2 separate regions of the Homo sapiens genome follow, and region 1 is linked to region 2. Evidence: read pairs that join two places in POLR2A ChIA-PET (ENCODE). Cell type or tissue: PC-9. All regions are shown on one strand. Links, peaks and the distances in the headings refer to the core of each region. The heading gives the core; the rest is flanking DNA.

Evidence for each region. Peaks named below come from ENCODE experiments on the same cell type or tissue, not always from the same donor. Only the 100,000 strongest peaks of a DNase experiment are listed, where the experiment ranks them.
Region 1: POLR2A ChIA-PET joins it to region 2 with 8 read pairs; 2 of 35 experiments call an interaction of 5 or more read pairs at or near these places.

The regions. Positions count from the first base shown.
Region 1 is chr2:55,848,720-55,853,259 of GRCh38, forward strand. The region is part of intron 2 of LOC112268416 (a long non-coding RNA gene); the gene reads left to right. Among named protein-coding and RNA genes, the nearest start is that of EFEMP1, 73 kb to the right of the region's middle. In PC-9, for the core only: no CTCF peak of the experiment used is centred there; no DNase peak of the experiment used is centred there.
Region 2 is chr2:55,235,100-55,239,249 of GRCh38, forward strand. RPS27A (ribosomal protein S27a) reads left to right here. Exons shown (of 6, transcript NM_002954.6): 6 at 329-754. The coding sequence ends at 478. It overlaps MTIF2 (mitochondrial translational initiation factor 2), which reads right to left. Exons shown (of 16, transcript NM_002453.3): 15 at 2,189-2,329; 16 at 1,496-1,721. The coding sequence ends at 1,549. Among named protein-coding and RNA genes, the nearest start is that of RPS27A, 4.5 kb to the left of the region's middle. In PC-9, for the core only: no CTCF peak of the experiment used is centred there; no DNase peak of the experiment used is centred there; H3K4me3 peaks cover 17 bases; H3K27ac peaks cover 2,216 bases.

The DNA of each region.
Region 1 (4,540 bases), core at 253-4,252, 610 kb after region 2:
GCAGAAATGGAAACTGTCTGCAGTTTAGAAGATGGCCATAAAAGAAACAGATTTTAGATTTTAAAATCAAAACCTCTTGCAACTTTACTATGAGCAGATCAATACTTTAAGAAAAGTTGTTGTTCTCGGGAGGCTGAGGCAGGAGAATCCCTTGAACCTGGGAGGCGTAGGTTGCAGTGAGCTGAGAACTAACCACTGCACTACAGCCTGGACAGCAGAGTGAGACTCTGTCTCAAAAAAAAAAGTTGTTGTTGTAACACAGAGGACCACAGTTTTAGTTTCGTATTAGTGTATTTTTAATATCAAATGCAACCTTTGGAAAGACATAAATAATTCCTTTCTGATTATAGCCAATTAGATCATATACAAAATTCTTTCATAAATTCATAATCCATCCTTCCTAAACTTTATTATGACCTACTGAGACCTTATGTGACATGTTTAGACTTTCTGCTTTGTCCTGTACTTCCTCTTTCATAAATAACCATTTTACTTTAGGACAAAAATTTATCACACAAGATTCTTCCTCATACAAAAGTGTTCTCTTTTTAAAAAACTTCCTTGCTAAAAATACATCTTAAACTCCATAACTTTCTTCATATCTCTCACTCTTACTTACTGGTTTCTTTATGTCTTGTTTCTGTATTTTGAAACAACCTTTAAATAACCTCTGAATTAGACAAAATTACTTCTTTCTAATAAGAACACATTTTTTAATGACTTTCTTATAACTTTTCTCATCCCATATTTTTTTGGTACACTTTGTATACAGAATTATATATATTAATTAGAATTTTAGCTCTTAGTAATCTTGCATACTTTAAGGTCCTGAGTAATTTTGAACTCTTTGTCACATATCAGTATTTTATAGATGAGAACCATTTTATAATTACAACATAATTTTACGTGTATTAATAAATGCAAATATATTTAGTCTTTCTATAAAAACCCTTATATTTATATTCAGCAATTTTAGGGTTTAAAAAAAATTTTTTTAGACAGTCTTACTCTTATTGCTGAGGTTGGAGAGTAGTGACATGATCATAGCTCACTGCAGCCTCAAAGTCTTGGGTTCAAACAATCCTCTTGCCTCGGTCTCCCATGCAGATGGGACTATAGGCATGTATCACCATGCTCAGGTACTTAAATTTTTTTTCTTTTTTTTGTAGAGATGAAGTCTCACTATGTTGCCCAGGCTGGAGAAATTTATGTTTTAGCTTTGGTTTGCTTTGGAAATTTGATCCCAGACATTTAGTGGATATCTATTGCTTAATTCAATGTAACTTTAAAATCTCAAATTACATGAAAAGTTGATTGATAAACATTTATCTCTTTTACATTATCTAACTTATTTGTTTTTTAAAAATTTACCTAGATTATGTGTGAAAATGGAAATATTAGACAAAGCTAGTCATCATTTAAAGTTATCCCTGTTAACCATTTTTATAGCCTGTTAATATCAGATATTCACCCAACTCAGAACTTTAAAGTTAAATACATTGGTGTTTTGTTGACAACTCAGAAGCTACAGTCATTTTTATTAAGCCAACAATATTAAATTAGTGTTACTTATCAAAAAATTGCACAAGCAAAGATCATTCTCTTTTAGGCTGGGCTTATAATTTTGTAAACTTTGTGTCAAATTTTGATACCTTAAAACTTCTAGCAAGGACAAATATATAAAACCGTCTGATCAGTAAACCCAGGAAAAAAAGTATGCTGACAATTCTGAAGACATTTCTATTTTGATTTTGCCAATAATTTTAAAACCAGCTTATTTATTAAAGATTTGCTTAAGTCACATTAACTAAAATGCATTTGTTAATTAGTATTATTTTATATGAGTGCTCATTTATCTAAGCCAATCTAAGTAGAGTTCCTTAGGGAATTTTTGGCCAACTATGCCCTATTTCACTATGTAGACACAACATATAATACATGTACATATGTATAAACACACATAAACATATATATATGCACATAAATATATCGGTTTCATTTTAGAATTTTAGTAATATGTACAAATTCACTGGTTTGTAAAAGATAGTTGGATCTAACTTATATTTCTGAAAAAAGAAGCTTGTTTACATGGCTAAACTTCATTTGTTCCAATAGATAATGTAATGAAAGTTATGGACTAAAATCCTGACTAAAGCAGTTACCACACCAGTTTGGTTTTAAAAGCTGGCCCTCCAACATTTTTTTAGTTTCAGATGAGTTTAGGGTTAAGTTTTCAATGTTTACATTTTAGCTGAGACTGGCTGAATTGTATAAAAAAACAACATTCTCAAGTAGCCTTGAATCTATTTTTTGTTTGCTAGTCTGTTTTTCTTGACTAATCAATGCAGGTAAATAAGTATTTTAAAAGGGTTTTTTTTCTGCCTTTTTCTTTTTGATTCCTGCATGATAGACAAACGCAATTTTTATGCTAAACAGAGATACCTTATATTATTGCTGTGAGCTCAAGATTTTGACCTGCTTTATCCAAGAGCCTAATTTGTATAAGCATTTATCTAGTTCTTTTTTAGACTGTCAATTCTTCAATTAACTCTTCCATCCCCCAAAAAAATTGTTAGCTAGGCAAACCTAAATTTACATTAAAAGGGATGGATCAGGTGCAGTGGCTCATTTCTGTAATCCCAGCACTTTGGCAGGCTGAGGTGGGAGGATTGCTTGATCCCAGAAGTTCAAGACTAGCCTGGGCAACAAAGTGAGACCTTGTCTCTACCAAAAATAATAAAAAAATTAGCCAGGAACAGTGGCATGGACCTGTAGTCCCAGCTACTCAGGAGATTCAGGTAGGAGGATCCCTTTAGTCCAGGAATTAGAGGTTGCAGTGAGCTATGATATGGCCGCTGCACTCTAGCCTGGGTGACAGAGCCATACCCTGTCTCAAAAAAAAAAAAAAAAAAAAGGTTGGGGGGCGATGACTCTTAGGTCTGGGTTGTTGATTACTATGGAGCTGTAATAGTTTGTAACTGGTTTGAAAGCTATTTAAGACTTGTTTCCCTCTCTCTCTTTGCTGAAATGCCATAAACAGTGAGTTTTATCTCAATACCAGCAAAAACATCAGCATATTCACAGTAGGCAGAAAAAAAGTAGAGTAGACAAGAACTCAGAAGGCTGTACATGTTAACTCTGTAGCTGCAGGGTTTTAAAACCATAATTTGAACATTAATCATTTGAGCTCTCAATTTCTCTCAATGTAATTTGTCCATCAGTTTAAAAATGTGTATGAGAATGAGCAATATATGTAGCCAGCTAGAGTTCCAGAAAACTTGGCATGCCTTAATATTTAGGAATACCATTCTATTTCTTACTAATCTCTCAAGAGCAAATAAAATCCTGTATATTCTGTTAGAGAATGTCAGGAGTTTGGACCAAGATGATGGCAACCAACCTAGTTGCTTTTATTTAGCCATCCTGCATCTACCATTTAGAATGTTTATTTTGCTCTAAGAAGATTTTCAGAAACAGGCAAGGGAAAAGAGACAAATCATTTACAGATGCACGTAACCAAACCAAAGGAAACTAAGATAAGAGTGTTCACAAAAATTTTAACCTAGGTATGTGAATAAAACAAAATATTAAATTAGGCAGACAGGAAGAACCAAGAGTAAATTCAGCAGAAAAGACATGCCTTACAGACAGGGTGTAAATTCTGTAGAAACCAGAGTACTCAAACCAGAAAGACGCTTGTCTTTATACCAGAAAAGACTTGCCCGTCAATACAAAATGTCTTTTATCATCCCAGGATGGATGTAAAGTCATTTATTAAAGCAGCCTTATTCAAATGAGATCCCAAATGATGTTAAGATCTTCTACCAGAAAGAGGGAGGATTTGCCTAAGAGAAGACCATCAGGGCAGAAAAAGTGAGCCATGGAAGCAGAGAGCTCGAAGGGCTCATGTGAGTACTCCATACACATTTCAAGAATCATCTATTCCTTCTAGTAGTAATTTTCCTCCAGGTCCCATTTCTGACACCATTTATATGTCAATCTAAATAAAGAACAGAGAGGGGCTCTCCAAAAGAAAATGATATTTATTTGGGAATAGGGTATCGCAATGGAAACACACATGCCATAATAAACTATGTGCGTATTCAGGAAGTAAAGGAAGACAAATACTTTTAAAAGAAAAATGAGGAGGATTACATAATTGTTTTGAGATAAGTATCCTTGGTTATGAGGATCAATAACAAGGGTGACACCAATGCAAACTGCACAAGCACTTGCTGGGCAAATGACCTTGAAGTATTTTTTTTGTGCAAGTTTGCAGTTTTCACAGTCTTTTGTGATAGTTTTTATTAGGCACTTATGAATGAGATCTCTCTTCATGAACTTCCTTGGCTGTATTTGTGAGGTTTATTATTATTTTTTTTTAACATAAGTGATTCTATCTTGATTCTGACAACTTTCACATCAAAATTTTTAAAAAAGAAACTCAGAAAACATCAATGATCACAAGGAGTTAGCCATTGATCATTAAAGACATGATTAAGACTGCAGGTTATGGAGTCAAACTGACCTGGATTCAAAC
Region 2 (4,150 bases), core at 151-4,150:
AATGAGAAATTCAGACTTTCTGGGGTTTTTCCTGTTTGGTATTTGAAATCAGTTATGTAATAGGGTTCTGAGTTTAAAGTCGGGTTTGGGTTCAGGTCTTTACCTTTGTCTACCACTTGCAAAGCTGGCCTTTAGTGTTCAAAAGTCCCAAGACTTCTGAATGTTTTCATTGTAGCAATGATAACTGGTGAGAATTTAGGGTGCTTTGGTTTGTAAGCACCAAAACCACCAGTATTACACAGTTAAAAGCTTAAATATTTTGAGTCACTTAAATTAGACTTCAGAATGTGTTGTAAAATTATCTTAACAGCAGGTTTGTGCTTTTCAGGTGGATGAGAATGGCAAAATTAGTCGCCTTCGTCGAGAGTGCCCTTCTGATGAATGTGGTGCTGGGGTGTTTATGGCAAGTCACTTTGACAGACATTATTGTGGCAAATGTTGTCTGACTTACTGTTTCAACAAACCAGAAGACAAGTAACTGTATGAGTTAATAAAAGACATGAACTAACATTTATTGTTGGGTTTTATTGCAGTAAAAAGAATGGTTTTTAAGCACCAAATTGATGGTCACACCATTTCCTTTTAGTAGTGCTACTGCTATCGCTGTGTGAATGTTGCCTCTGGGGATTATGTGACCCAGTGGTTCTGTATACCTGCCAGGTGCCAACCACTTGTAAAGGTCTTGATATTTTCAATTCTTAGACTACCTATACTTTGGCAGAAGTTATATTTAATGTAAGTTGTCTAAATATAAGCCAGTTTGTGTTTCTGTCCATTTCTTGACCTCAACACAACAGACATTTGGGGCCAGGTAATTCTTTGTTGTGGGGTGCCTGTAATCCCTATGCTTTGGGAGGATCACTTGAGTGTCCAGGAGTTCAAGAGCAGCCTGGGCACCATAGCAAGACCCCCATCTCTGTAAAAAAAAAAAAAAAAAAAAAAAAAGTAGGCTGACTCCTATGGTCCTGCCTACTGGGAAGTCTGAGACAAAAGGATCCCTTGAGCCCAGGAGTTGTAATTAATTATGCATTGCATTTCAGCCTGGACAAAACCCTGCTTCCAAAAAAAACAAAATGCATCCTCAGTCTCTGGGTGTTTCAGTGGAATGCTTGCTGTCTGTTGTACAACGCTTGGGAATTTAATGTTTGTTCAGGATGGATCCCTATAAAGGAATGATTACTTATTTGTACTGTTAACAGTAAAAGACAGTTTAGTTTCAAGCAGGACTGGGGTAGCCTATCTTCCTTCGGAGCTCAATTCAGGGAAAGCTGGTTCACTTGATAAGCCTCTTAACTAAAGCATACACTTGAAAGAAATCGGTGATGTATAAATAACAATTCACTTTTACCATATTGCCAGTCTTTCCATTCAAGGATTTCTAGTTGGAGGCATCCTTAAATAAGGTTTCCTATTTCTGAGCACTTTGACAGTTTGTGCAAATGCATATGAACACATGGTAAAACAACTTAGATACTTTTTGGCCAGTAGTAGTGCATTTCTACCTTCAAACAAACAACACGTTGAGTTATTTACATTTTTAATGTAATTTTAAAATCCTGGATCCCAAGAAGTCTTGGCTTGAATTTGCTTTTCTTCATAACAAACAATTCTGTCTCCCACTTGAAATTCCATATTGTCTTCATCTAAACTGAGACCACAATCCATTCCCGTTTTGACAATTGAAATGTCATCTTTATGGTGTTTCAATGAGGTTAATGAGCCTTAAAAAAGATAATTTAAGGTTAGTATATTCAATAAATGATAAGTACCTACTAAATACTACATTATGTGGTGTTAACCAGGAAATTACACTGAAATTCTTAAAAATTTTATGGTCTTGTCAAGTTAAATGATGGGACTAAATACCAGGGGAACCCCCTCAAAAATGAAGTTTGCTGTGAATAAGACTTGATTTGTAACAAAATAACCTAAATCTCCTATTTCAAAGGTAGACATAAACTTTTTGCTGAGGACAGGATGGTACTCAGGACTTGAATGGGTAAAACCAACATACATCTCAGGCAAAGGGAACCCATCAACTACAGACAATTTAGGGGTTTCAATAGCAATAAGAAATGGCCTGAGCTGAGATTATGGGCATGAAAGATGAACAGATTTCAGATGGTTATATAGTCAACAGGTCTTGGTGACTGGATATGCTATTATAGGAGATTTTGATGTTGCTTACCCTTCCAAATTACATGTCCATTACGGGTTAGTTTAAATTTTTTTTGTTTTTCTAACTGTCCCTTTTGGACTCTGCAGCCAGCCACAGGAACTTTTTTCTTCCCTTCTGTTACAGAGAAGGTAGCTAGTATAGATGCCTCACCTTTAGGAAGAAGAGAACATTAATGTGCAGAAAACTAAAGATTCTGATAAATACGTAATTTCTGACATTCTGTGGTATAAGAATTAAAGGTATGACAAAAATCCAAATTCATGCCTAGAAAAAAGTCTGGGTTTCTTTAACTCCAATTTTATTTTCCTGACCAATATTAAGAATAAAAATGAATGAAAATCTTTGGCTATTCTTTTCCTTTTCTTTTTTTCTTTTTTTTTTTTTTTTTTTGAGACAGAGTCTCACTCTGTCATCCAGGCTGGAGTGCAGTGGTGTGATCTTGGCTCACTGCAACCTCCACCTCCGGGGTTTAAGCGATTCTCATGCCTCAGCCTCCCGAGTAGCTGGGATTACAGGCGCCCACAACCACATCCAGCTGATTTTTATATTGTTAGTAGAGACGGGGTTTCACCATGTTGGCCAGGCTGGTCTCAAACTCCTGACCTCAAGTGATCCACCCACCTCAGACTCTCAAAGTGCTGAAATTACAGGCGTGAGCCACTGCACCCAGCCATCTTTGCCTATTCTTGTCTGCTCCATGAAAACCTTGTTTTAAGCTTTCCTTCAATATATTTTCTAGAGTAGATCATCTATCATTACTTTATTTCTCTGTTATTTTTTAAAAAAAATTTTTATAGATGGGTCACCCAGGCTGGAGTGCAGTGGCATGATCATAGCTCACTGTACCCTCAAGCTCCTGGGCTCAAGCAGTTCTTCTAGATAGCTAAGACTACAGGTGCGTGCCACCATGCCCACTAATTTTTTTATTTTTATCTTTCTTGTTGTGGAGGCTGGTCTTGAATTCGTGGCCTCAAGCGATGCTCCTACCTCAGCCTCCCAAAGTCCTCGGATGACACGCTTGAGCCACTGCACCTGACCTCATTATTTTTCATTTTGCCACAGGTAATTTATATCTACTTAGAAGTACTAATTCTACTAATTCTGAGCCTGGTTTTTTTTTTTTTTTTTTGAGATGGAGTTTCGCTCTTGTTGCCCAGGCTGGAGTGCAATGGCGCGATCTTGGCTCACCAGCAAACTCCGCCTCCTGGGTTCAAGCGATTCTCCTGCCTCAGCCTCCCAAGTAGCTGGGATTACAGGAATGCGCCACCACGCCTGGCTAATTTTGTATTTTTAGTAAAGACGGGGTTTCACCATGTTGGTCAGACTGGTCTTGAACTCCCATCCTCAGGTGATCCGCCCGCCTCGACCTCCCAAAGTGCTGGGATTACAGGCATGAGCCACCATGCCCGGCCGAGTCTGTTTTTTTTCACTGACTAAAAATACAAATTCCAATAATGAAGTAACAGGCACTATAATGAACCAATTTTCTAGGGTGCTATTTTACTACTGTTATTTGTTAGTGTTATCTGACTGGTGTCTTTGCTTAATCCTAGAAACCCTCATGACTCAGTTTTCCACATTGCTCTTAGCACAAGAACATAAAAATCTCTGTACGATCATGTTGAGCAGGTCAGAAAAACCTAAAATAATAAATCTGTTATGTAGACCAAAAATGCAAAATCAAATCTCATCATGGGGAAACACTGGACAAATCCAAATCAAGGTACATTCTACAAAATAGCTGTCCAATATGCTTCAAAAATGTCAAGGTCAAAAACAAAAATTGAAGAACTGTTCCAGATTAAATGGAGCTAGAGAGATATGACAACATGGATATATTATAATCCATGATCCTGGACTGGGGAAAAAAAGTATACTGTTGGGACAACGGACAAAATGTGAATATGGACTGTGTATTAGATAAGAGCATTGTACAAATAAGTGTTAAATTTCCTGAGTTTGATTAGTTCT